Linked DNA regions of Homo sapiens: region 1 is linked to region 2. Evidence: read pairs that join two places in POLR2A ChIA-PET (ENCODE). Cell type or tissue: Panc1. All regions are shown on one strand. Links, peaks and the distances in the headings refer to the core of each region. The heading gives the core; the rest is flanking DNA. Region 1 overlaps AP1G1 (adaptor related protein complex 1 subunit gamma 1). Region 2 overlaps TAT (tyrosine aminotransferase).

Region 1 (2,917 bases), core at 117-2,616, 230 kb before region 2:
CACCATGTTGGACAGGCTGGTCTTGACCTCCTGACCTCAGGTGATCCACCCACCTCGGCCTCCCAAAGTGCCGGGATTACAGGCATGAGCTACCGCGCCTGGCCCAAAATTTTTTAAAGTAGCTGGGTTGTGGTGTCTTTGCCAGTAGCCTTAGCTGCCTGGGAGCCTGAGGCAGGAAGATCACTTGAACCCAGGAGTTCAAGGCTGCAGTGAGCTAAGACTGTGCCACTGCACTCCAGCCTGGGTGACAGAGATAGACTGTCTCAAAAAAAAGAGGTAAGTAAAAAACGCTTCTTTTGCTTCCTTTTAAGACTGAACACTTTTTCAGTTGTTTAGTTTTGAGGTTTAGTTAAATAGGTTCACTAACTTGAGCTGTAAAAACACTAATGGAACTCCTTTTACTTTGAGTTGTACAACTGTATAATCATTTATATAAGTTAGCTCTTTCAACCAAATACACATTGAGTATCTCTTATCTGAAATGCTTGAGACCAGAAATGTTTCATATTTTGGATTTTTTCAGATTTTGGAATATTTGCGTTACACCACTTGTACATCCCTAATCCTAAAATCCAAAATCTGAAACACTTGCAGAGCATTTTTTTCTTTTCTTTTTTTTTTTTTTTTTTGGTTACGGAGTCTCGCCCTGTCGCCCAGGCTGGAGTGCAGTGGCGCAATCTCGGCTCACTGCAAGCTCCGCCTCCCGGGTTCATGCCATTCTCCTGCCTCAGTCTCCAGAGTAGCTGGGACTGCAGGCGCCCGCCACCACGCCTGGCTAATTTTTTGTATTTTCAGTAGAGACGGGCTTTCACCATGTTAGCCAGGATGGTCGTGATCTCCTGACCTTGTGATCTGCCCGCCTCAGCCTCCCCTGCTGGGATAACAGGCGTGACCCACCGCGCCCGGCCTTGAAGAGCATTTCTTCAAGCATCATGTCAACAATCAAAAAATGTCAGGTTTTGGAGAATTTCAGATTTTGGATTAGGGATGTTTACCCTATAGTGTTTACCCTGTAGTGTTACATCATCTGTTCTATGACAGTCTTAATTTTAACCCCAAATTTTAACAGATTATGAATGAATTTACGCTTCAATATTTCTCTCAATGCTTAGTTAAGTACTGTACATACTCACGTAAGTGTACATAGGAATTTTTTGTTTTTACTAAAGAGAGATCATATTATTTATATTACTCTATGACACGCTTTTTTTTTTTTTTAACATGTCATGGTCAGTAAATATAATTCTTTTTTTTTGTTTGTTTGTTTTTTTTGAGATGGAGTCTTACCCTGTCACCCAGGTGGTGGGAATCTCCGCCTCCTGGGTTCAGTGATTCTCCTGCCTCAGACTTCAGAGTAGCTGGGATTATAGGCACCTGCCACCACACCCAGATAATTTTTGTATTTTTAGTAGAGATGAGGTTTCGCCATGTTGGCCTGGCTGGTATCAAACTCCTGACCTTAAGTGATCTGCCTGCCTTGGCCTCCCAAAGTGCTGGGATTACAGGCATGAGCCACCGCGCCCAGCCAATATAATTCATTTTTGTTTTGTTTTTTTGAGACGGAGTTTTGCTTTTGCTGCCCAGGCTGGAGTGCAATGGCGTGATCTCAGCTCACCGCAACCTCCGCCTCCCAGGTTCAAGTGATTCTCCTGCCTCAGCCTCCCGAGTAGTTGGGATTACAGACATGTGCCACCATGCCCCGCTAAGTTTGTATTTTTAGTAGAGATGGGGTTTCTTTCTTTTTTTTTTTTGAGACGGAGTCTCGCTGTGTTGCCCAGGCTGGAGTGCAGTGGCGCGATCCCAGCTCACTGCAAGTTCTGCCTCCCAGGTTCACGCCATTCTCCTGCGTCAGCCTCCCGAGTAGCTGGGACTACAGGCACCCACCACCACGCCTGGCTAATGTTCTGTATTTTTAGTAGAGATGGGGTTTCACCATGTTAGCCAGGATGGTCTCCATCTCCTGACCTCGTGATCTGCCCACCTTGGCCTCCCAAAGTGCTAGGATTAAAGGCGTGAGCCCCCGCACCCGACCCGAGACGGGGGGGTTTCTCCATGTTGGTCAGGCTGGTTTTGAACTCCCGACCTCACATGATCCTCCCACCTTGGCCTCCCAAAGTGCTAGGATTACAGGTGTGAGCCACCGTGCCTGGCCAATATAATTCTTTTTTTTTTTTTTTTTGAGATGGGGAGTCTTGCTCTATCACCCAGGCTAGAGTGCAGTGGTGCGATCTCGGCTCACTGCAAGCTCCACCTCCTGGGTTCACGCCATTCTCCTGCCTCAGCCTCCCGAGTAGCTGGGACTACAGGCGCCCACCACCACACCCGGCTAATTTTTTTGTATTTTTTTTTTTAGTAGAGACAGAGTTTCACCATGTTAACCAGGATGGTCTTGATCTCCTGACCTCGTGATCCACCTGCCTCGGCCTCCCAAAGTGCTGGGATTACAGGCGTGAGCCACCGTGCCCGGCAATATAATTCTTTATTATTATTTTTTTAAAAGATGACATTTTGCTATGTTGCTCAGGCTGATCTCGAACTCCTGGGCTTGAGCAATCTGCCTGCATCGGCCTCCCAAAGTGCTGGGGTTACAGGCGTGAGCCACCGCACCCAGCCAATATAATTTTTTATTATTATTATTATTATTATTATTTTTAAGATGGAACCTCGCTCTGTCACGAAGGCTGGAGTGCAGTGGCGCAGTCTCGGCTCACTGCATGCTCTGCTTCCTGGGTTCACGCCATTCTCCTGCATCAGCCTCCCGAGTAGCTGGGACTGCAGGCACCTGTCACCACACCCCGCTAATTTTCTGTATTTTTAGTAGAATTGGGTTTCACCATGTTAGCCAGGATGGTCTTGATCTCCTGACTTCATGATCCGCCTACCTTGGCCTCCCAAAGTGCTGGGATTACAGGTGTGA
Region 2 (2,917 bases), core at 161-2,660:
ATAAGGTTTTACTTTTACTAACAATGATATTTACATGGAACTTCTAACAAGATGGAGTGGTTCTTCCTGGTCCTCTGCAGATGACAAGAAGCATTAGGTAGATTTTCTTGGATAGGCTCGCATGGAAAGGAAGGAGAACCTATGCTTTGACTGATGAACAATTTTCATCTTATTCCTTCTTGGTTTCACATAGAGCATGGTTAAGCTTTGACAGGAATTGCAGATGCGTGTAGCAAATCCTACTTAAGTAGAATGGGTTCTTGCTTTATTTTCCATCTCAGTAAAAACTCTTAAAACTCCCCCATTCATAGTAAAGCTACTTTACAACAGAAAGTAGAAAAAAAAATAAAGAGAGAGTTTGGAAAGACACTTTTAGTGAAGTCACCCAATGTTTAGGTCCAAATGTAGCTCCTCTGTCCCCCAGCGCTATGTTATCAACATCACAGGGAACTTCTTTCCCCTCGCAGGCTTCGCTAGTGATGGACCCATACATGATTCAGATGAGCAGCAAAGGCAACCTCCCCTCAATTCTGGACGTGCATGTCAACGTTGGTGGGAGAAGCTCTGTGCCGGGAAAAATGAAAGGCAGAAAGGCCAGGTGGTCTGTGAGGCCCTCAGACATGGCCAAGAAAACTTTCAACCCCATCCGAGCCATTGTGGACAACATGAAGGTGAAACCAAATCCAAACAAAACCATGATTTCCCTGTCCATTGGTGAGTTGGGGACACTACTGAGGGGCTGTCATTGTCCTCCTCTACTCTCATGTTCACAGGCTGGTTGGAGAAGATGGCAGTTGGGGGTGAGTCTGAGTACTGAACATGGGAGAATAACCTCTTGGCTCCTTTTGTGTTTTCCTCCCATAAAAAGGGGACCCTACTGTGTTTGGAAACCTGCCTACAGACCCTGAAGTTACCCAGGCAATGAAAGATGCCCTGGACTCGGGCAAATATAATGGCTATGCCCCATCCATCGGTAAGCTCCTCCTGAGACTCCATACCTGGTGACTGCCAAATCTTTAGTGCTCTTATAACAGGACTAAATGTCTAGCAATCCTCTTCACTTTCCTGATGCACAATTCCTAAGGAGAGGCTAAGATTACATGGTCCTTTGGATTTGGGAACCGGGTCTCGGGATGCTTAAATACAAGGCATCAAGGTCCAACTTCTTTCCTGGCTTTCTTTGACATATGGGCACTTCCCCTCTAGGCTCCCAAACATACTTATTTGTCAAGTAAAGCTCCTATCCTATCATTACTAATTCTAATCTGAAGGCCTTGAGTCTGGCAGGAGCTTTGTGTTTGCTGAGCCTCTAGGTCCTAAATGGATTTACTTATTGCTCTGTGTATATAGCTCCTTTGCTTCATTTCTGCTTCTCTATGTATTGAAGGCCTATTTTCATTATGGTCCTGAGCACATTGAAATGCAATTGTTACCGTTTATGACTAACGGGTTTAAACAAACAAATAAACAAACACCCAAGAACAACAAAAAATGGGCTGTCAAACTGAAGGATAGAAGGTTGTTTCTGATAGATTGAAATTACTCCTTTTTAGGTTTCTCTCCATCTATTAAAAATTTCTACCCTGAATATTTTGGTAAAGTACATGATTCCTTGACTTTCAGTATTGAACATTTTTTTTCCTTATGTGTACATAGAAACACATTCTTAATGCAGAATAAAACCCCAGTTTCATGATAAAATCAAATTTTAAAAACACTTTAAAGAGTTATATCGGGGACTTCGTGGTTTTTCGGTTGATTACTTACATTTTATAAAGTTTCATACAACAAAAATAAAAGCAAAATCAAGACCAAAAGTTGTTATAAAAAAAGTTTCTAATGACTTTAACATCCAAATATTAGGAAACTGATTTAACCTGAAAAACCAAAACCAAGTCTCCATTTGACAAATGTTCAAAGGTTCTGAACATTTCATTTCAAAGGAGATACAGGTGTTAATATATGTCTAAAAAAGTGTTCTTCCTCATTAGTAATTAAGGAAGTGCTGATTTGTATAACTTTGAGACACCCATCTATACCTATTAAATTAGTAAACATTATGAAATAGTGCCTCTAGCCTTGCTAAGTTGTCTTTTTGAACATAAATTTTGCAAAATATTATGATGGGCATGAAACTGCTGATACTTCAAGCTTGTAAGCCAACATTTGGAAATATTGTACAAAAATAATTTGAAATAAAAATTTGTACAAAAATACTGATAAGAATATTACATAACATAAAAAACTTAAAATGGACCACATGAATTGAATGCACTGATTACAACTTCTTTTTTTTTTTTTTTTTTTTTTTTTGAGACGAAGTTTTCGCTCTTGTTGCCCAGGCGGAGTGCAGTGGCATGATCTTGGCTCACCGCAACCTCCGCCTCCCGGGTTCAAGTGATTCTCCTGTCTCAGCCTCCTGAGTAGCTCGGATTACAGGCACGCGCCACAATGCCCAGCTAATTTTTGTATTTTTAGTAGAGATGAGATTTCTCCATGTTGGTCAGACTGGTCTCAATCTCCCGACCTCAGGTGATCCACCCACCTTGGCCTCCCAAAGTGCTGGGATTACAGGCGTGAGCCACCGCGCCTGGCGATTACAACTTCTTAAAAAATACAGTCCCTAAAAAAGATTTGGGAATAATAGAAATCCTTGTATTACACAGAATAAAATATAATCACAGAAATCAAGATGGTGCAGAGTATTTGGGGAGCTCTTCCTTGTTATCATTTATACATTCGTGCTTATACTAAAATTGTAAAACATAAAATGTGAAGTGAATCTCCTTTATCCACAATGGCTGAGAGCTGAACTAAATAGAATGCCCTCTGAGCAGGGGCAGAGGCAGCCTGAAGCCCATGCTGGGCCTCCAGGGCATAGCTGTCAGTTGAGGGATGAAAACTTCATCTTCTTGCC

The links. ChIA-PET counts read pairs that join two places held together with the same protein. Peaks named below come from ENCODE experiments on the same cell type or tissue, not always from the same donor. Only the 100,000 strongest peaks of a DNase experiment are listed, where the experiment ranks them.
Region 1: POLR2A ChIA-PET joins it to region 2 with 5 read pairs; 8 of 35 experiments call an interaction of 5 or more read pairs at or near these places.

The regions. Positions count from the first base shown.
Region 1 is chr16:71,799,635-71,802,551 of GRCh38, reverse strand. All of the region lies in intron 1 of AP1G1 (adaptor related protein complex 1 subunit gamma 1), which reads left to right. Among named protein-coding and RNA genes, the nearest start is that of AP1G1, 7.7 kb to the left of the region's middle. In Panc1, for the core only: no CTCF peak of the experiment used is centred there; no DNase peak of the experiment used is centred there.
Region 2 is chr16:71,573,978-71,576,894 of GRCh38, reverse strand. TAT (tyrosine aminotransferase) reads left to right here. Exons shown (of 12, transcript NM_000353.3): 2 at 468-714; 3 at 869-973. The coding sequence starts at 480. Among named protein-coding and RNA genes, the nearest start is that of TAT, 1.7 kb to the left of the region's middle. In Panc1, for the core only: no CTCF peak of the experiment used is centred there; a DNase peak (open chromatin) is centred at 1,409.